Linked DNA regions of Homo sapiens: region 1 is linked to region 2. The links are chromatin loops, found by intact Hi-C in ENCODE. Cell type or tissue: ovary. All regions are shown on one strand. Links, peaks and the distances in the headings refer to the core of each region. The heading gives the core; the rest is flanking DNA.

Region 1 (10,512 bases), core at 2,389-10,388, 110 kb after region 2:
CCTGGGTTCAAGTGATTCTCCTGCCTCAGCCTCCTGAGTAGCTGGGATTACAGGTGCCCACCACTGCGCCTGGCTAATTTTTGTATTTTTAGTAGAGACGGGGTTTCACCATCTTGGCCAGGCTGGTCTCAAGCTCCTGACCTTGTGGTCTGCCCACCTCAGCCTCCCAAAGTGCTGGGATTACAGGCGTGAGCCAACACGCTGGTCCGTGAAATGTCCCTTTTTTTATTTTGCAATATTCCCTATACTAAAGTCTACTTTGATGTTAATATTTTTATTCCTGCTTTCTTATAATTAATGCTTGCATTTTATAAATTTTTCCATTCTTTTACATTGTTTTCATTCTTTTACTTTTAACTTTTGTTTATATTTAAAGTATATATCATATCAGGCAGACAGCATATTGTCATTTCTTGCTTTCTTTTCCCCTAAGACGAAGAGTCTCCTGTCACTCAGCCTGGAATACAGTGGTACCATCAGGGCTCACTGCAGCCTCAAACTCCTAGATTCAAGCAATCCTCCCATCTCAGCCTCCCAAGTAGCTAGGACTACAGGCATGTGGCACCACACGTGGCTAAGTTTTTAACTTTTTTTTTTCTTTTTTTGAGACAGTCTTGGTCTGTCACCCAGGCTGGAGTGCAGTGGCATGATCTCGGCTCACTGCAACCTCCACCTCCCTGGTTCAAGTGATTCTCCTGCCTCAGCCTCCCAAGTAGCTGGGACTACAGGCGCCCGCCACCACGCCCGGCTAATTTTTTTTTTTTTTAGTAGAGATGGGGCTTCACTGTGTTAGCCAGGATGGTCTTGATCTCCTGACCTCGTGATCTGCCTGTCTCGGCCACCCAAAGTGCTGGGGTTACAGGCATGAGCCACTGCACCCGGCCTGTCTTTTTGTTTTTTTGAGATGAGGTCTCACTGTGTCACCCAGGCTAGTGTGCAGTGGCATGAACTCTGCTCACTACAACCTCCACTTCCCAGGTTCAAGTGATTCTCATGCCTCAGCCTCCTGAGTAGCTGGGATTACAGGTGCGTGCCACTACGCCCAGCTGTGTTTTTTTGTTTGTTTGTTTTTGTTTTTGTTTTTTTTCGGTAGTTTTAGTAGAGATGGGGATTTCCCTATGTTGGTTAGGCTGGTCTCGAACTCCTGACCCCAAATGATCCACCCACCTCGGCCTCACAAAGTTCTGGGGTTACAGGCATGAGACACCGTGCCTGGCCAATAGTCTTTGTCTTTTAACTGGATTGTTTACCTCAGTCACATTTAATGTAATGGTTGATATGGTTGGGTTTGAACCTACCATCTGCTATTTGTTTCCTATTCATCTCCTCTGTTCTTTGTACTCATTTTCCCTCCTCTTTTTCTGCCTTCTTTTGGATTAGTTGACTATTTTGTATTTCACTTATCTCTTCTAGACTATTATACTTCCTTGTTTTATCATTTCATTAGCTGCAATAGGGTTTATGATATGCATATTTAACTTATTTATGATTGATTGGATGTAGGAGGAATGGGGGGAGAAAGATTCCAAAATGACACTGACATATGTGGCCTGGGTAACAAGAGGAACCACTCTCTGAGATGGAGACTTTGAAGGAAGATTAGTTTGGGGAGTGATGAAAGGGCTGGATGATGTGGTCAGTTTTGGACAAGTTGCATTTAAAGTGCTTCTGAGGCATCCAAGAGGAGATACCTGGTAGACATTTCTTTACAAGGTCCAGAGCTCAGGGCAGTGTCCGGGGCTGGAGCTGGCTCTAGGGGTGAAGGGCAGAGGGGTGACTGTTGAATGAATGGGAACAAGGTAGTCTGTGGATGCAGAACGTGCGATGGGACAGGAAGAGTCCAGGACCAAACCCTGAGGAGCCCCAACATTTTAGGGACCCAAATGCAGGACAGTAGAGATGAAAGGAGAGGCCAGCGAAGGAGCAAAACAAGGAAGCGTGTGTCATGGAGGCCACACGAGGAAGTGGCTTTGTGGTTACTTCTGGGACATTGGCAGAAGGATGTTTCAGGGCAAAGTGCAAGGGGGCCTCAAAGATCATCTTAAGTTCTGTTCCTTCACTTTCACGGTGGGTGCATTGGTGTTCATTTAGATCTACTCAACATCTTATTAAAACATTTTTTAAAAAGGACTAGGGACTGGGAGGCCGAGGCGGGCGGATCATGAGGTGAGGAGATCGAGACCGTCCTGGCTAGCACAGTGAAACCCCGTCTCTACTAAAAAAAAAAATTAGCCGGGTGTGGTGGCGGGCGCCTGTAGTCTCAGCTACTCGGGAGGCCGAGGCAGGAGAATGGCGTGAACCCGGGAGGCGGAGCTTGAAGTGAGTGGAGATCACGCCACTGCACTCCAGCCTGGGCGACAGAGCGAGACTCTGTCTCAAAAAAAAAAAAAAAAAAAAAAGGACTAGGGACTTACTGACTTGGCCAAAGGCTGCTGGTGGGTGCGTGGAGGTGCTGCCTGTCAGCTGTGCTCTGGGCTCTAGGGACATGGGAGTCCAAAGGGCTCTCACCTCCTCAGTGAGAGGTTCTGGTGGGCTGACCATGGTGGGATCCAGATTTCAGCAGGTGGACCCCGAGGGGGTGTGAGGAAATGGACTCTGTGAGTGGGAACTTCTCTTTCAGAGGAATTTGCAAGACTGGCCTGAGCCGCACACGGCTCTTCAGCAGGGCTTGGCAGCCAGCGGGGCCTCGGGAGGAGGCAAACAGCTGATCAAATCCGGGCTTCTCCAGAGGAAGAAGGGGAAGGGCAGGTCTGGGGAGGTCAGAGCGTGGGTGAGAACCGTGGCCATGGGTGGGATCCACATCCCAGCCTGCAGGGCCTCCTGGTGATGGTTCTCCAGAATTCTGCGATTGGAGCTGTGCTCACAGAGTCACTGTCCCCGACCTCCCAGGGGCGCGGACATAACCCAGCCTCAGCTGCAGACAGCAGAGACTCTGCACAACTGCAGAAGCTGAGCAATCAGCCTCATCAGTGGCAATTCCTGGAACTCCAACCTCAACTGTAACATGAGCTGTGGCAGACCTTCAGTAACCCCAGACAAGGAGTGAGGCAGAGCCTGATAGCTCAGGGACCAGCTGGGATGCTCAGTAAACAAGAGCTCCAGAAGATACGCGGAACAGGAGAAGGTGAAGTGTGGGGACAGCAGGCGCTGCAGGCCACCCAGAAGGAGGAGGAGAGGGGACAAGAAACACTGACCAGGCCTTCAAGATGAGGAGTGAGCAGAGAGGACAGCAGAACATGGGAAAACCTACCTGGCACTATGAGGGTGGAGAGGGGAGTGTTGGAGGGTGTGCATTTGAGTGCAAGTGTGTAAAAGAGGCCCTGGACAAGGAGTGAAGAATCTCATCAGATGGTTAAAGTGAGGGAGCACCAAGTAAACCATAATGAACCATAAGTCATGTGGACCCCAACCCTAATGCTAATCATAAACCTAAACCTCGTGTGGCCTGGAACCCTAACCTGAACCCAAATCCTAACCATAACCCTAACCATAACCATAAATCATGTGGACTCCAACCCTAATGCTAACCATAACCCTAAAATTCAGGCAGAACCGAACCTAACTCGAACCCAAACCCTAACGAAAACTCTAACCCTAACCCTAACTCAATTCAAACCTTAACCCTAAACCTAACCATAACACTAACTCCACCCTATTCCGAACCTTAAAGCTAATTAACAATGCCTCATATGGACCCGAACCCTAACCCTAACCGAAACCCTAACTCTAACCCTAACCCTAACTCAACCCAAACCTTAACCCTAACCATAACACTAACTCCAACTACAACCATAACCCTAACCAAAACTCTAACCCTAACCCTAACTCAACCCAAACCTTACCCCTAACCATAACACTAACTCCAACAACCATAACCCTAACCGAAACTCTAACCCTAACCCTAACTCAACCCAAACCTTAACCCTAACCATAACACCAACTACAACCCTAACCCTATCCCGAGCCCTAAACCTAATTAACAATGCCTCATGTGGGCCCTAACGCTAACCCTAACCATGCCTCATGTGGACCCGAACCCTAACCCCTAATTCCAACCCTAACCCTAAGCCTAACCCTAACACTAACCCTAGCCAAAACCCTAGCACTAACCCTAACTCCAACCCAAACCCTAATCCTAAGTCTCATGTTGACCATAACCTGGCTCAAACCCTAACCTGAACCCTAACCCTAAGCCTTGTATTGACCACAGCCTGGCTCTAACCCTAACCCTGACTCTAGTCCTCACTGTAATTCTACCTCTAGCCTTAATTCTAACCCTAACTCCAATCCTAACCCTAATCCAAATGCACCCTCTGATCCAAACAACTCTTCAGCCAATGTCAGACCTCACCTTAACCGTCACCTTCACGATCACCATTCCAGTTCTCCCTTCAGACTTCCCAGGGACTTGAGCCAGCCCCTGGCCCCCAGGCCTTGGTTTCCCCACCTGTGCAGCATGGATTTGGGGCTGAGGGTACAAAGACTGGCACCCACCTGAGCCGTTGGAACAGGCCTGCCCCTGGTCCTGAGGAGGACTCTGCTCTCCCGGTTCTCCCCTTGCCCATGTGGAAGGGGGCTCATCCCCCAGCATGGGTGCTTCCTGCCTGGTGTCCATCTCTGTGTGAGTTCCTTTAGGGAGGGACCGGGTAGGCGCAGTTGGCATGGCACCGCCATGCCCCTGGCTCGGGCTTATGCGGGCTGACAGTCCTGTCCCTCCACCCAGAGGCCCCTCCAATGATGTAGCTTATCAGAGTGTGTGTGTATGTGCACATGTGCATGTGTGTATGTTGTATGTGTATATATCTATGTATGTATATGTAGTATCTATATATATGTGTATGTGTATATATGTATATATGTGTGCATATATATGCATTTGTGTGTGCTTGTGTGTATGCATGTTTATGTGTGTATTTGTATATGTATCTATGTGTGTTTATATGCGAGTGTGCATGTGTGTATGCAGTGCTTGTGTGATGTGTCTGTTTTTATGTGTGTGCATGTGTATAGTATATGTGCATGTGTGTATGTTTACATGTGTCTGTGTGTGTATGTATATGCCTGTGCTTGTGTGTGTGTGTGTGTACACATACACGTGGACAGGCGAGGGAGAAGCTGTATTGCACCACCACCCAGGCCCTTCGAGCCCAAGTGCAGTCTCCCCAGGGCTCACGAGGCCCCAGCACGCTGCCCTCCTGCTCAGATGGTGCCCAAAAGCCCCTTGCCGAGTCCTCTCTAAGCCTCATGTAGACCCGTGAGTCCCTTCTCCGTCTGTTTCCCCTGCCTGTGATGCTTAGGGATCGTTCATTTCAGGGCCAGTGAGGAAACCCCATCTTCTCCTGCACTGCCGTGGAGTTAAAGGAGAAGGCCACAACACACTCCCACGTTTTCTACAGACTAGCAGTGGGGTGTTTGGCCACCTTTGGTTTTGACCTTTTATTTTGGAAATGTTCAGACTGAAATAAGCAGAAGTGTAATAACCCCTTGTGCCCATCACCCCACCTTTGGCAAGAGCCAAAGAGTCACAACTGATTGTGCTTCACCACACTCCATCTATGGGCTCAAAATGTTTTGAGATAAGTGCCAGACATCATATCCTTCTATCTACAAAAAATGCCACATGAATAAAAGATAAGGACTTTTAAAAACACATGACCACAGTAAGCATTATCACATCTAGCCAAGAAATGAACCTTTCCTTAATTGCAACAAACAGGAGTTAACTTTTACATTTTCTCTACTTCTACAATTTTTTAGAGAACAGTAAGGTAGACTTTATTCAACGGAGGCTACCACAATGGAGTTTTGCAGCAGGGAAGGGAGATGAGGCTCAATTCCCACCTTATACGTTTTTAAAAAGAGCTTATTTGGTTGAATTGGATCTGAGGAGTCTGGCTGCAGGCCAAAATCCTCTGTGTGATCATTCAGGCCCAACCGCAGTTGTTGCCAGCAGGCCCCACAGGAGAAGCAGCCCTCCTGCCCCAGACGGCACTTTCCACCCTTAGCCTCCTCCACGGTTCCCCAGGCCAGATCCTTTTGTTTGAGCCTTCTGTTTCGCCTGCTTGGTAGTGAGATCATCTCCCCATCTGCCTGATGTCATCCAGGGGGCAAAAATGGGACGTAGAGGAGCCGGCACCTTTTTCCTTCTGTTTGCCTCTTGCCTGCACTATTGCAGTCGTGAATACAGGCCTGAGGGTGACCTTCCATTGGGCTCGTGGTCCCAACCTCGACAGCAGTGGCTCCACAGGATGCATACGAGGTCCCCGCGGTCCCGGCCGACATACCTGTTGGGTTCTTAGTTGGCAGCTTCCTCCTCCGTCTCTCTATTCCCCTCCTAGGTCTCTTGCCCTGTGCAGCTTCCTGCAGACTGGACTTGCAAAGTCCAGCCTGTATGGCTGGAGTTCCCATGCCTGCCAATCTCCTGTCGACTGCGAGTCAGCTCCGATACTTCACCAGATTCAGGTGAGAGTTTTGGTTTTTTGACAAGCCCACTTCATCAGCAGGGCATGCATTTCTGCCAGGGGGCTCATGATATCTGGTGGTCTCTTTGTGAGGCCAGCAGCCACCAATGATCACGAATGTGGCAGGAAGCTGCCAAGAGACCCCCCAGTGGGTGATTCCTGCCTCCTGCTGTCATGCAATTCCCTCCTGAAGGGTGGCTGGACTTACTCACTTATAACAAACAATACAGTAAAAAAAAAAAAAAAAAAAAAAGTGATGTGTTGTCTCTTCCGTGATTAGGTTGAAAGAGACCATGGCATCTGTCTTGGATGCATACTCTCTCTCGCTGGCTCTGGGGTAGCCAGATGCCATGCTGTGTGCTGCCCTGTGAAGAGGCATGGCCAGTAAGGAACTGAGGGCAGGAACCAGGGAAGATTTGGGGTCCTCAGGCCAGCTGCCCATTGGGAATGAAACTCTACCAACAGCCACCTGGGGGAGCTGGAAGTGAATCTCATCTTAGCTGAGCCTTCTGATGAGACTGCAGCCCCAGCTGACACCTGGATTGCAGACTCATGAAAGACCTGAAACTCTACCAACAGCCACCTGGGGGAGCTGGAAGTGAATCTCCTCGTAGCTGAGCCTTCTGATGAGACTGCAGCCCCGGCTGACACCTGGATTGCAGACTCATGAAAGACCTGAAACTCTACCAACAGCCACCTGGGGGAGCTGGAAGTGAATCTCCTCGTAGCTGAGCCTTCTGATGAGACTGCAGCCCCGGCTGACACCTGGATTGCAGACTCATGAAAGACCCTGAGCAGAGGACCCAGTTTGGCAGAGCCCGAATTCCTGACCCACAGGAACTGGGAGATAAAACTCTGTGGTTTTAATCTTCTCATTTTAGAGGTAATTTTTTTGTGTAGCAATAGGTAGCTGACAATGCACAGCTAAAATAATAGATAATTAACCCTAATGCTAGTTTCATTCATCCATCAGGGTTTGCAAAGTAGTGATATTCTACTTCTGTCTTCCTTCATTATTTATTAGCAGAAATGTATCTATAAAAAGAAGTGTTCCTTCATTAACTCTTTGGTCATGTTGAGGTACAGTTTGCATAGGAAAGGCAGGGCAAATGCTTGATTCTTTCCCTTCCTTTCCTCATTTATAAAATAATGAACTGTTTTCCTGGCATCTTTCAACAATGACTAATGAGTTTTTAAAGTATAATTACAAGTTCATGAGTTTAAACATTTTTTGATGTTCCCATTAACATTATTATCCTTATTGATATTCAGATCTTCCTGTCTTTGTCCAGTGCCAGCCTATTTGATTTAACTCCTGAGCCCCTTTGGCACTGCCCTAATAATCTTTGACAGCTACTTTGTTCTCTGGCATAAGAAGACATTCCAGAATTACATTAGACATTTCCTAACCCAGATTGGACAGCATACACTTCTCTCCAAGAGCCCCTCTTCCTCTTCAAGAGAAATGGTACTTAGAGACCACAGTCTGGGTGTTAGGTGTGCTTGTGGTTACTGGATTTGTCGTCATTTTTAGGCCTTGTCAGTGGACAGAACTAAGGCTTTTTTTTTTGAAAGACACATTATGAGTACAAATGGATACTTTCTATTTAAATTCGGATTTACATAGTTTTTACTTAATCTTATTGATAATATATCTGCATCTCCTTTCTCCCACACCAAAAATCTCAAACAATACCCAACATAGTTATTCATTTGTTTTATCCTGTAACACACACAATATTTTCAAAATGACTTTACCAACACTACCATCAACAGTATATAACCACTGAAAATAGTTTAAAATTATTTTTAGATACTTTTAAAGTCCTTGGGTTGTGTCGACGTACAGACAAAACAGTGTTTTAAAATTATTTGGAAAATGATTACTTAAAATAATGAAAACTTCTTTTGCCATTCTTTCTTGTTGTCAGGCTATATGGATATACATCCAAATGACTGGATTTTAAAATCACTTGGAAGAGTTTGGTAGGTTCATATTGTCAACCCATAATGCAAGTCAGTTAGTTTCATTTTGCTTTCAATTTTAAGAATTCCTTTTACAAGTTAATTTAATTAAATTAAGTAATTACACAAACATTTGACATGAGTCTAAATCCAAATCTAGAAACCAAGATATGGTCACAGAAGTCCGTCCCTATCCCCATCCCATTTCCACCTGTTTCCTACAGGTAACAGTTTAATTTAAAGCAAATTTTGTAGCTTATCTTTCCATTTGTAAAACATACAGCTGATGGCTCCATCTAAAAACACATCAATTGTCTATATGTACATAAACATGCTTTTTTTCATTTACAAATACATTCTGGAGATGACCATATGACAGTGTGTAGAAATATTTCTCCCTCCTCTTTGCAAGTGCTCAGTGTCCTGTGGTGTGAACACGCTTCATTCAACCTGGGCCCTTGGGAGAGATGCTGAGTGGTTCCCGGGCTGTCCCCACTCCACACCGTGGCAGTGAAGAGCTGCTGAAGTACATGCTTCATAGTCCTTGCGTCTCTCTGTGAGTACATTCCTAGAAGTGGGGTTATTGGGTCAAAGAGTAAATGCATCTCTAATTTGGCTAAAGATATTGCCAAATCCACCTGCCTGGGGGTTTGTGCCACCTTAGAGATCAGTGATCAATGGGTGATATCCGAGGACGTCTTTCTATTGTGGTCAGACTCTTGGATTTTGACCTGACTAATGGAGGAGAAATGGTGTTGCAGTGAACTTTTGATTTGTGTTTCTCTTTTTATGATCGTTTTGAGCTTAATTTGTGTTTCTCTTTTTATGATCGTTTTGAGCATCGTTTCGTATCTTTAAGGAGCAATTTACATCTCCTCTGTGAGCGTCTACTCCCATCTCTATCAGCAGGCGTCTTGCCTGGCTCCGGAGGAAGTGTCTCTGAAGGCTGGTGGTCCCAGGATAGGGCAAAAGAACGGGAGTGAGAACTCTCCACACAGTGCTTCTTCTGGGGTTAAGGACCCTCTGCCTCAGTGGCTCCTGGGCGTGATTAAACTTGCCATTTCCTGGGCCCATCCTAGACAGGCTGCTGCAAGCCAGCCAGGCCGGGATCCTGCTGCCCCGGGGAGGACGTGGGGAAAATCCCTGCTGGAGGGACTGCCCCTTCCTTGTCCAGCCACTGGGTGTTTATGGTTCAGTTTAGGGCGGGGATGACAGCACACGACACACACTCCGCTCTCAAGAGTTACTCCTCCCTCCCCGCCAGACTCCCCCAACCGGAGGTCTCCCCAGAGTGGAGGACCTTCCAGCGGCTGGCAGGCGGCCTCAGGCAGGCAGTGGGGAGCCTCTGCAGGTTCCCGAGCCAGGAAGTGGCACTTAGGAGTGAGGATCTTAGGAGCGGGGCTCTTGGACAGGAGGGCGAGTGAGTTGGGAGGGCCTCAAGCGGGGGCCCGATGGCTCTCTCTGCTGAGAAGGGAGGGCCCTAGGGATGGGGACAGAGAGCTGGCAGTTGAAGGGCCAAGGAGCAGGCAGCTTCCCAGTCACAGAGCCTTGTGCAGAGGAAGGGGAAGGAGTCCGAGAGGGTGGCCCTGCTGTCCAGGGCCAAGAAAAGGGAAAGCCGCTGGAAATAGCAGAAACCTGGCTGGGGCAGCACCCAAGGCCCACCCCGAGGCCAGGTGGGGACCCCAGCGGGGCATCTGGCAGCAGTGGGTCCCCAGGAGCAGGCAGTGGGAGCCATCAGGGTGAGTGAGCTGGCGGGGGTGGCCCAGGGGCTGGGGTCACCTGCCCTCAGCCCAAGGAGCCTCTTCTGGCCTTTGGTGGCCAGGGCTGGGATCTCCCTGCTGGTGGCCAGATGCCTCGACACCCCATAGGCTGGGTGAAGGTGGGGCAGGAGTTCCAAGGCGTGGAGACGGCCCCTGAGTGCCCAGGGGCCTCCTGCTGCAGGTGGGCAGAGCTGGAGGCTCCACTGTGAGGGTGCCTGGTGAAGGGAGGCGTGGGCACGGGGGAGGCAGGGAAGGGCCCTGGGTGCGACTTGCAGCCCCTCAGACCCTCTCAGGACCCCTCCTGCCCCCATCGTGGTCCTCTCAGG
Region 2 (11,850 bases), core at 3,459-11,458:
ACTGCTCACCTCTCTTGCACAGGTACAGCCACGTGGGGTCCCACTGGCTCTCCTTGGCAAAGACAGCCTGCCGTAGCTGCAAGCCCATGTACTCCAGGAGCCGCTTCCGCGCCAGGAACGTCTCGCGCTCTGCTGGCATCAGCGTGTGGAAGGGGCAGCGGGCAATCCTCCGGTCCTGCGGCACAGCACCAGGGTCACCACAGGGTCCCGGGCCCGCCCCTCACTGCTGGGGTGACTCTCGGTGATCGAGGGCTCCTGTCAGCTCTTGTGATATATAACTGAGGACGAACCCAGACAGACACACAAAGCTGGGAGCACATACAGCTGCACCTGGCATGAGCTCAGCACTTTGGGGGGTTCACCTCTGCAGCCAAGGGGCTGCTCTGGGGGCGGCGCTAGGAACCTTGAGCCCAGCTTTGCCCCAGAGAAGCTAATGCCCCAGCCGGGGGCCCTGCACGTGACCCACACTCCCCCTCCTTCCTCATGGGAGGCTCACCACCTACCTGGAAGAATCTGAAGTAGCCATAGTCCACGGCTGTGCCCACTGCCTCCTTTTCTCCCTGCCTGAGCATTACAGGCTTCAGGATGTCGGCCCCGTGACTGATGAGTCGGTCAATCTGTGGAGAACAGAACCAGGTCAAACACGCAAGGACATCCCGGCTACTGGGAGCAGCGGAAGCACCGCCTGAGAAGGGCCATGGTCACCTGCAGTCCCCACCAAGGCCGCCCTTGCAGTGTGCGGGAATGCCCATGAGACAAACGGGGAGAGGGAGATGGAGACGGGGCTGACCTCAAGGACAAGGAGTTGGGGCTGAGCCTCGCCCTAATGATGTCACAGCGAAGTCAAGGCTAGGCCACGCCTCGGGGAGCCCTCCCTGGCACCCGACTCCCAGCACCATAGAATCGACAGAGTCTGTGACATCCATTACAGTCCTGCTCCCCTCAGGCTGTCAGTGACATGAGGCAGACACCGGGCAGCTCTTGTTCTTCATCAGATCCCAACACGCCAGGGGGCATGTTGCTCAACAAGACAGCGAGTGCACGCGTATGCTTGTATGTAGATGTGTGTGGGGCGGGGGGCCAGTGTGTGTGCATGCATGGGTATGTGTATGTGTGTTCATGGGTGGCTGGGTGTGTGCCTGCGTGTATGTGGGTGTGTGGATATGTGTGTGTGTGTGCAGGTGTGGGGCTAGTGGGTGAGCGTGTGTGGATATGTGCATGCATGTTCATAGGTGGGTAGGTGTGCAGTATGTGTGCGTGCATGCGTGTCTGTGCATGAGTGGGGGCCAGTGTGTGTGCATGTATGAGTAAGGGCATGCATGTGTGTTTGTGAGTGAGTGCAAGTATGCCTGACAAATGTGTGAATGCATGCACCTATGTGCATGTGTGCCTGACTTGTGGCAAATATACCACAGCAATGGTCTCTGGCTCAATAGGTACAACAATCCCATCCAAAGCAAATATCATCTAAAGAGGCTGCCCCACCTGACATGGGAGGAGGCAAGTTCTATCAGGGGGCCTGGCAGGCTCAGGGCAGCCTGTGTGAGTGGATGGAAACCAGGCCATCATCTGTGGAAGGCTCACTGCTGTGTGCGTGTGTGCCTTGCTAGCCAAGTGCAAGCACGGCCAGAAATCAGGGATACACAACTCCCCCAGTGAGATCCTCACACTCTGTGACATGCGTAACACACATTCCACGCAAACACTGGAGCCCTGCATTCTCAGCAACACATGAGCACAACGCCTCGGGCATGGCACCAGGCACAGTGCGGGACGGTGGAATGGCCAATGCCACCAACACTAGTGGCCAGCCTGGCCTGAACGGCTGACTCCCTGGCACATGGGGGCATGGGTGGAGTTTATACAGATTCCTCAAGGCCAAGTGAGGCCAGGCAAGGCCTACGCCAGGCAGAGGAGGAGGCTGCTTTCCACTGCTCCTGAGGATGGAGCCAGCCAGATCCACCCATGAGACCCCCATCGTCTTCACTCTCCTTCCTGCGGAAGCCATGATAACTTGCCAAAAGTCCCATGAGTCGGTTCCCTGCTGGACATCCCTCCGAGGCCCCACCACCTCATCAAATCTTTTTCAGGAAAAGGTGGGCAGATGGTTGGTAAGCGAGGGCTGGGTACAGGCTGCCACAGGGGTGTGGTGATGGACAGGTGGGTGGATGATGGATCGACCTTTCCCTGCCCAATGTTGCTGGGGGACTTGCCAGCCCACCCCCACCCCCCAAGTCTTGTCTACGTAGGGCACCCAGGCCTCACTCAGTCCTGGCACCGGGACGGCTTCTCTGGACAGCTCTGCCAGGGCAGTGATGCAGCCACCTACCCCACCCCACCCCCAGGCTCCCAGGACTGGCTACTCAGCAGCACCTGGGATTCACCTCTTAGTCTCACCCTGCTGGGCACCTTCTCCCCTCTGGCCCAACATCTCAGCAGAAGCCTCTGCCCAAACATCATTCCTGGGAACCTCTGCATCCCCACAGCTCCCACGTCTCCACAGACCCTTCCACACTGACCCCAACCCCTGGGAGTCACTGGGGACAGCCAGCCCCAGCAGGGTATGCAGTGTGTGCTTTGGCCTGAGGCTTTCTCGCCCCAGGTCCCATGTCCTCACCCCTTCCTCCCCAACCACAGCCCCTCCCCATCTGCTGACCTGCCCGTCGCTCACCAGGAGTGTCTTCCCACCCTGGCCCTGGCTGCCCAGAGTGACCACCTCATCCACGGTGAGAACTGAGATACACTTTGCTGTCCCAGTGCTATACCATTCACTCACCAACGCTCTCCTCCAGACCCTCCCCTCCCAAGCCCCCACATCTGAACTATGACATCACTGCATCCGCCCCTCACTCACCAACACTCTCCTCCAGACCCTCCCCTCCCAAGCCCCCACATCTGAACTATGACATCATTGCCTCCGCCCTACACCCCCAGGCCCCCTGCCCCACCTCCACGGCCCAATGACCCCGTTCCCCTGCTGAGGCTCCCCAGGCATGCCCTCGGCTGCAGCTGGATGAGCTGGCCCCTCCATCCCCAGAGCCCGTCTCTCCAGTGGCCCTGTCCTCCACACCTCTTTAGACCCCAGCAGCATCAGCACACTCTAGAAACCAGCCCTGCCCAGGGGCTCTGCCTCTGAGACCACAAACCCTGCTGAACGGCACCGGGAGGGAAGGCTGGGACCTTTCCGGTAAGAGGAAGGGGCGGCCTGAGGCTGACCAGCCCAGCGTGTGTCTCTGAGGAGTTTCTCAGGATCAGTGGGCTTGAACATGGATCTTTCAGTGGGATTTGCTCTGCTCTCAAATTAGGGAAATTTGGGGCCCCATATCTCAGCAGAGGCTGCCCAGTGAGAGGAGCTAGAAATGTTCGTGAGAAGAGGATTTTGTCCCCCTGGAGGGGACTTTCTGAAGGTCCCCTGGCTGATGAAAGCTCCTTTCTGCAGTGGCTTTTCTCCAGACACTGCTAACCCATGTTCTGGCAGCCCCTTCCTTGGCCGTTCAAAGACAAATGTGGAACCCATGCCTGGTGCTGCAGCCATCCAAATGGCGGGGCCCAGGGAGTCAGGGGGGCCCAGGGTCAAGGTTCGAGCTTCACGCGTTCATTTCTGGGACAATCTTTAGAAAGTTTAGTGTGAGAATATTCAGGAGGCCTGGTGACCCCAGACCCTGAACAAGCTCCACCTCAGGCCTGTGCATCCCACAAGCTCACCATGGGCCGAGGCCAAGAACAGTAGCCAAGGAGAAAGGAGAAGAGGACTGAAAACGCCGAAGCCATGTGTGGTGGGTTCACCTGGGTCCCCTAAAAAGGTAAGTTGAAGTCCTAAACCCCGGGATCTGTGAACGTGACTTTATTTGGACATAGGGTCGTTGCAGACGATCAAAGTAACATGAGGTCCTTAGGGTGGTACCTGGTCCAATATGACCATTGTCTTTTAAGAAGGGACTTTTGGCTGCAGAGACAGACATGCATGCAGGCAGAGCACCATGAGCTGAGGAGGGCAGAGGTGGCCACCAAGCCCCCAGAAGCCACAGCGAGGTCTGCACCAGGGTCACAACCCTGCAACACCTCGATCGCGGCCTCCATCCTCCAGGACCAGAGCCAGCTCATTTCTGTGGCTTCAGCCGCCCAGGCTATGGTCTGCTGCAGCAGCCACAGGAGTGCCCAGAGGAAGAGCCCCTGAAACAAGGTTCTGCCACAGCCTGAACAGCAAGACGTGGTGGGAGATGGAGGCTTCGCCAGGACCCAGGCAGCCCAGGCCTCTAGCAGAAGGGTCCTGCAGCACCATCATTTATGTATACCCCCAAGCCAGGGCACCCCTAGGGTTTCAGGGACTCTCTGGACTCAGATCCCATGAAACCATCATAGAGAAAAGCACCAGATTCTCCAGGAGGCTACGGAAAAGTATTCGTGAAAGGTCCTAGCTGAAACTATAAAACTCTTAGAAGAAAACACAGGAAGAAGCTTCATGACGTTTCTTGGCTATGACACCAAAGGCAAAGGCAACAAAAGAAAAAATAGACAAGCTGGACTTCATGAAAATTAAAAACTTTTGTATATCAAAATATTTATAAATTACATACCCGATAAGGGATTAACATCTAGAATAGATAGAAATGTCCTAAAACTCAATAATATTAAAAAAAAAGATTCAAAAATTGCCAAAGGAGTTGAATAGACATTTCTCCAAATAAGATATAGAAATGGCCAATAAGCACATGAAAAGATGTCCAACATCACTAATCATTAGGGAAATACGAATCAACAAAACCACAATGAGAAGGCCGGGTGTGGTGGCTCACGCCTGTAATCCCAGCACTTTGGGAGGCCAAGACAGGTGGATCGCTTGAGGCCAGGAGTTCGAGACCAGCCTGGCCAACATGGCGAAACCCCATCTCTACTAAAAATACAAAAATTGGCTGGGTGTGGTGGTGGGCGCCTGTAATCCCAACAAGAATCACTTGAACCCGGGAGGTAGAGGTTGCAGTGAGCAGAGATCACATCACTGCACTCCTGCCTGGGCGACAGAGTGAGACTCTGTTAAACACACACACACACATACACACAATAAAATACCATCTCGCATCCATTAGGATGGCTACTATCAAAAAAACAGAAAATAACAAGTCTTGGTGATAGTCTGGAGTGACTGGAACTCTGTGCACTGTTGGTGAGAACATGAAACAGTGCAGCTGCCGTGGAAATAGTATGGAGGTTCTTCAAAACATTAAACGTATGGCCGGGCGCGGTGGCTCAGGCCTGTAATCCCAGCACTTTGGGAGGCTGAGGCGGGCGGATCACCTGAGGTCAGGAGTTCAAGACCAGCCTGACCAACATAGTGAAATCCCGTCTCTACTAAAAATATAAAAATCAGCCGGGTGTGGTGGCGCACACCTGTAATCCCAGCTACTCGGGAGGGTGAGGCAGGAGGATTGCTTGAACCTGAGAGGCGGAGGTTGCAATGAGCTGAGATCACACCTCTGCACTCCAGCCTGGGTAACAGAGTGAGACTCTGACTCAAAAAAAAAAAAAATTAAACATAGAATGATTATACCATAGGACCCAGCCATCCCACTTCCAGGCAAGTTCCCAGAAGAACTGAAAGCAGGCTCTTGAAGAGAAACGTGTCCATTGGCTGAGGGGGAGGGCAGGGGAGACAGAGACAGAGACAGACAGGGCCAGAGTTGGGGGCATGGTCAGGTACTCAGAAGTGGTGAGTCTAGGTGAGGGCTCAGGGTGTCCTTGTACTGCTTTCAACTTTTCTGTGAGTCTGAAAAGAATTAAAATTAGTAAATAAACAAACAGTAATGAAATAAAGAAGTCGAAGCCCAGTCAGCTGATTTCAGGTCTGGGGTGAGAATATACGTGGTATGTAGGGGTCACCTGGATGCCCCAGAAAGCCAGGCAGGAGTCAGGGCCAGGATCACAGCAAAGGACCAGGAATCAGCTCACAGCACACAACAGTCAGAGATGAGACCATTTAAGGGAGGTTTAAAAAAAGGAGCCCTTCCCCTTCCTAAATATCCAGTGGAAGCAGACAGCATGGTTAGGGTTGGCAGCACTACCAGGTTCCCTAACCCCGGATGAGGCACCGGGGAGCCTCCTAACCCCGGACAAGATGCTGGGGAGCCCCCTAACCCTGGACGAGGTGCTGGGGAGCCCCCAACCCTGGACAAGTCGCTGGGAAGCCCCCTAACCCCGGATGAGGCGCTGGGAGCCCCCAACCCCGGACGAAGGACTATTCTGTATGTTCAAGGCACATTCAGCGTCCACACACAACAACGCTGCCCCCTGAGCTGCCTCTCCCGTCTCGCGTCCTTTCTCTATTTACTCAGACTTAGATGAACAAGAGACTGGTCATCAATCCTGGGCCCTATGAAGCTCCGAAAGAACATTAGGGGGCCCCTCCCAGCCCCCAGGTCCAGAAATGGTGCCGACTACCCACACACACTGTTTCATTCCATCCTCTGCCGCCTATGGAAAACTGACTTCTGCGTCCTCACTTAGTCTATCCAGACAGAACAGGGTCTTAGGAAGAAGGACAGGAGACTTAAAATCAGATCTGGAAACAGCATCTCAAGATAAGTCTCAGTTCTTTTAAGTAAAGCTACCCTTTTGTGACGTCAAACAACCTTCCAGACGCCTGAGTCTCGCCCTTCCCCTTCCAAATGCCTGGGTCTCGCCCCCCATTCCAGACGCCTGAGTCTCACCCCCCTCCTCCTTCCCCCTTTTTCTCCCTCAGACAGGTAAGAACCAAAGTGTGTACCAAGATGGATTGAGGAAAGCAAGGTCGTGGGTGGTGCCCACAGCGGACACAGGAAGGGCTGGCATGGGCGGAGGGCAGCAGGCAGCAGGGCACAGAGGGAGGCCCTGCCTGAGCCAAAGCCACTGAGAGTTTCCCAGAGCCACATGGGAGGGACACTCCAGGGACGTGCCTAGGGCTCAGGACAGAAGGTGTCTCCAGCGCGGGCAGGATTTCCCGACTGTGAGCTTCCACCTAAGAAAGCCGCTCCCTGTGGCCAGGAGACAATGCCCCAAACCCCCGCCCAGCAGCTGCGTGGACCACTGAGAAAGCCAGAATTGTGCAGCTGGACCAAGGTGAGGTCTATGTCTATCCTGAATCTTGTTTTCACCGAGACAAATTTCAGGGAACTTTTTTGTCTGGTCTGCTGAGTGGATTTGCCACTTCATATTTTTTAAGGCCTGTAAAATACTAAAAGCAGACAATATTTTGTCCTTTCTCCACTATTTAGACCACCAAGGCTTGGAGAACACAGAACAAATGACCCACCGCCCGCCAGGAATGACAGCCAGGCAGAGAAGTCCATGAGGACCCCACCCCCAGACCCCACATTCCCCATGCTCAGGGCCAGCCCACCTCACACTCCTCCCTCCCCTCACCCAGGGCCACCCCAACCTCCCGCCCCCCCTCACCAGGGCTACCCAGCCCTCACACCCCTGCCACCCAGGGCCACCCAGCCCTTATACCCCTCACCCAGGGCCACCCACTCCCCTCCCCGCTCATCAGGGCCACCCAGCCCTCACACCCCTCACTCAGGGCCACCCCACCACCCTCAAACCCCCTCACCAGGGCCACCCCAGCCTCCTGCCCCTCACCAGGGCCAGCTTGCTGTCCATGTTCCTCTGGTGCTCGTAGGTCAGGTCACAGGCAACACACAGGGCACTGCCCAAGCCTTTGGTCAGGGGCAGGTTGGGGTCAGCTCCCTGGGTCAGGAGCTCCTTCACAACCTGAACATACACAGACAGTCTCATCAGTGGCCACCATGTCACTTCCCCTGACAGAGGGGAAGGCCCCAGGGCTGGGCCACTCCAGAACTAACCCCTGAAAGCAGGGGCTTCACGGAGGCCACCGCTGGCCCTTCCCACGGATCCTACCCACAGTGGGTCCCGCTGCTGGCCTGTCCCACAGAGGATGATGCTGGGCGGGGAGGGGTCCCATGGCTGGTCTGTTAGGGAGGAGCTGGAACTCCACCCAGGTGGGCCAGTTCCAGCACTTTCTCTGTCCCCTGACAAAATGGGGATTCTCCAGCGTGGTTCCCAGCTCCCACCTTGCTCTTCAGCCCCAGACAGAGCCAAGCCCAGGGGCCAGTCCCAGCACAGGGTTAGGAGCACATTTGCCTGGTGCCCAGGCTATCTGCCTCTGCACCGGGGCACCAGTGTCAATGTGACCACTCGGCCAGGCACAGAAAGAGGCACACCTCCCTTCTCCCTGCTGTGTGCCCAGCCGCCAGCTCAGATTCCACCCAGGAAGAAGGACAGCCGTGGCCAGACACGGGTCCTTAGTGTTTGGCTCTCACAAGCTTCTGCCCCTCAGAACAAAGCTCTCTTCCCTCCACACCCCTGCCTCTAACAGGGCCTAGCCCTGAGCAGGGGCCCCACATGACTTATTGAATGGATGACTCCGTGCAGGAGAGAAGAAAGCAGGGAGCAGAGGTGCTGGCCTCTGCAGAAGCACCTGGAAGCCCCATTCTACGTCAGCTTTCACAAATTCTATGAATGCCTTCAGCTTTTGCAGACCTCTGCTGAAATGTCACCTCATCTGAGAAGCATTTCATGCCACCCTGCTAAAGTAGCCTGCCTTCCCATCACTCTCCATCCCCTCACTAAGCTTTATTTTCTTTATAATACTTGTCATTTCCTGAAACTGTGTTACATACTAGTTTATGGCCTGGCTCCTCCAACGAGAATATAGGATCCTTGAGAGCAGAGACTGTTTAATTCAACACCTAGTGCCTAGAATGGTGCCTGCCAGGTACGTAGCAGATGCTCAGTAAATAACAGTTAAATGATAGATGGATGAATGAATGAATGAATGAATGAATGGGTGGACGGTAGATCCTTCCAACTGGGTGAATGAAGGATGATGATGTCTAGGTAGGTGGGTGGGTGGGTGGATGGATGAATGGATGGATGGATGGATGGACAGACGGATGGGTGAATAGGTGAATGAATGGATGGGTGAACGGTTGAGTGGATAGGTAGTTGGGTTGATACATGAGTGACTGGTTAAAAGGATGGATGTATAGATGGATGGATGAGAGGATGAATAAGTGGGTGGGTAGTTGGGTGGAAGGATGGATGAATGGATGAGTGGAGGGTAGATGGATGGGTGAGTAGATGGATAAGTGGATGAGAAGTTGGGTGGACAGGTGGATGGATGGATGGAAGAATGGGTGGATGGGTAGACAGGTGAGTGGAAGAGTGAGTGAATGGGTAGTTGGGTGGATAGATGGGTGGGTGAGTGGATGGGTGGATGGATGAATGGATGGATGGATGGATGGATAAATGGCCAACAACTTCAAATCCCAATGACGGACTGGTGGGGTGGGCACTGGAGACGGAAACACATAGGTGCACAGGTCTGTGGGTACAGAACATGCTCACCAGCTCATTCCCACTGGCAATGGACAGGGAGAGCGGGGAGTGGCCACTCCACAGCAGGTTAGGATTTGCTCCGTGGGATAGAAGGAGCCGGACTATGTCCCTGGCACACTGGGTGGGGAGAAATGACAGGTTAGAGAGGCACCCCCACCCATAAGCAGCACCTGATGGTAGTCATTAATTTAAATGCCATGAAATCAATGTAGTCACTCAACGGCTACTTCCTGCCAACCATTACCTTGCCTGACACAAGGTGTTCAAAATTGTGGATGCATAGATGGATAGGTGAATGGGTTGGGAGGTGGATGGATCTTCAAATGGAGAAGATATTTTCTAAGCATTCATCACTTCCAAATGAAAAGTAGGAGGACATTGATGCATAAGTTGATTTAAAGTTTGTTTTCAGAGGACAAGGGACAGTCCAGACCACATGACCACGTGGCAGGTCCTGGCATACAGCAGGTGTGACTGGAGGAGCACCTCCTCCACCAGGGCTCAGTGATCGTAGAGGACGGCCTGAGTGTAAAGAGCCCCACCCTCGGCTGGTGGAGCACTCTCTGCACCAGGAGGGCAGCCCCGTCCATGCCTCCCTGCCCTCCTCCCCCATCCATGCCCTCCCTGCCTCCCTGACTCCTCCCCTGTCCCTGCCCTTTGTGCCTCCCTGTCCTCCTCCCCCGTCCCTGTCCTCCCTTCCTATCTCCCTGCTCTCCTTCCCCATTCTTGCCCTCCCTGCCTCCCTGCCCCCCTGCTTCCCTGCCTCCTTGCCCTTGTCTTCCCATCCTTGCCCTCCCTGCCCTCCTCCCCAATCCGTGCCCTCCCTGCCCTCCTCCCCCAGTCCTTGCCCTCCCTGCCCTCCTCCCTAGTCCGTGCCCTCCCTGCCTCCCTGCCCTCCTCCCTACATCCTTGCCCTTCCTGCCTCCCTGCCTCCTGCCCTCCTCCCCACATCCTTGCCCTTCCTGCCTCCCTGCCTCCTGCCCTCCTCCCCCGTCCCTGCCCTTCCCGCCTCCCTGACTCCTCCCTGGGAACCCCTCTGTTTTCCTGTCCATTCTCTCATCCTTGCTCCCCTGTCAGAACGTCCCATTGTGCAATCCTCAGCTGCTCCCTTCTCTTCCTCCTCTTCTCCCAGAAGTGTTCACTAGGACCTGACCTCTGCGACTCCTCCTCCCCCACTGCAGGGACTCTTCTCTGGCCCAGCTCCCTATCCCAGTGCTCTGCTGGGACTGTGCCCCTCAGATGCGGCAGACCCTGTGTCTGGCTGGCCCAACCACCATGCACACTCCCCTTTCCCGCAGTCTTGCTGGCCAGGCCAAGGAGGTGCCCACAGAAGTCTGCTGAGGGGCTCCTGGGAAAGGGACCCCTTTCCCCTCCCTTCTGGGATACAGATGTGATGGCTGGACTGCTGCAGCCGTCACGCCTGCAGCACTGAAGTTCCACCTGCCAGTCTGTCCTGTACCCAATGATAGTGTCACATTCAGTGTCTCCTTTTATTTCCCCACAACTTTCCCAATCTGTCATCAGGACACAAGTGTGCGAACAGAAAGCCCTGTGTTCACTGCCCAGGCCTCGTCCTTCACGGTGGGAGCCTTGACCAGCCGCCTTCCTGGAGCCTCACTGTTCATTCCTAACGTGAGTTCCTGCCACCCTTCAGGTGGTCTACTCAGGGCAGAGCGCCTGGCCCCAAGAAGACCCAACAGACCTGCTCCTTCTCCCTACCCTCCAAGGAGGCTCTGACCAGACAGGGATGTTCTGAAGCAGGGAGGCCTGTCAGTGCCCCCACCTCCCCACCTCCCTGTCTGCCCATCCCCATCCCAGTGTCACCCGCATGCCCACTAGCACACATGGCACTCCTGCACACTCATCCTCACGCTCATGTCAGGACCACACAAGTTACCACCTTGCTGAAGGCCCAGGATCATTAATTTCATTTGTAAGTGGGTAAACTGAGGCTCGGTGTGCCATGTGCTCCGTGGCCAACTGGCTTGGGCTGCATCTGCTGCCACACGGCAAAGCTGAGACTTGGCCTCAGTTTCCCCGCATCCACCCCAGCCGCTGGGCATCCTCGGAGTGGTTCCCACACCCAATTTGGTAGGAATTAACCCTCGAGGCAGGCAGGAGGCAGCGGCCACAGGGCCAAAGGGGCACCGCCCAGGGCTCTGGAAGATAAGACCAACCCTGAGGTCCTGAGTCAGAGACACATGAGGATGACAGAGGAGGGTCAGCAGCACCAGACGGTCACAGCCCAGGCCAGAGGCTCCCAAACACGTCTGACCAGGCCCTGTGGTAAGAAGTAGACTTCATGCCGCCACCCAGGCCCCGTGCGCAGGCGTGCGTGTGTGCATGTGAGTGGGAAATCCCGTCCTCCCGCCTTGCCTTGCTTCCCTCCCCATCCTTCCAAGCTCCCTGGCTTCTGCCTAAGACTCAGCATGAGAACACATGCTTCCGGGGGCACAAGGC

What was found. Hi-C counts contacts between places; a loop is a spot of excess contacts. Peaks named below come from ENCODE experiments on the same cell type or tissue, not always from the same donor. Only the 100,000 strongest peaks of a DNase experiment are listed, where the experiment ranks them.
Region 1: it touches region 2 in a loop (1.8-fold over the local background); 2 of 110 quality-filtered maps call a loop at or near these places.

Annotation. Positions count from the first base shown.
Region 1 is chr2:240,610,050-240,620,561 of GRCh38, forward strand. It overlaps a transcript of GPR35 not described here. Among named protein-coding and RNA genes, the nearest start is that of GPR35, 10 kb to the right of the region's middle. In ovary, for the core only: no CTCF peak of the experiment used is centred there; DNase peaks (open chromatin) are centred at 6,342 and 9,552.
Region 2 is chr2:240,499,949-240,511,798 of GRCh38, forward strand. ANKMY1 (ankyrin repeat and MYND domain containing 1) reads right to left here. Exons shown (of 18, transcript NM_001282771.3): 12 at 9,400-9,507; 13 at 7,612-7,743; 14 at 504-617; 15 at 10-175. Among named protein-coding and RNA genes, the nearest start is that of GPC1-AS1, 49 kb to the left of the region's middle. RefSeq lists enhancers at 4-504, 4,094-4,594. In ovary, for the core only: no CTCF peak of the experiment used is centred there; DNase peaks (open chromatin) are centred at 4,073, 6,173 and 7,363.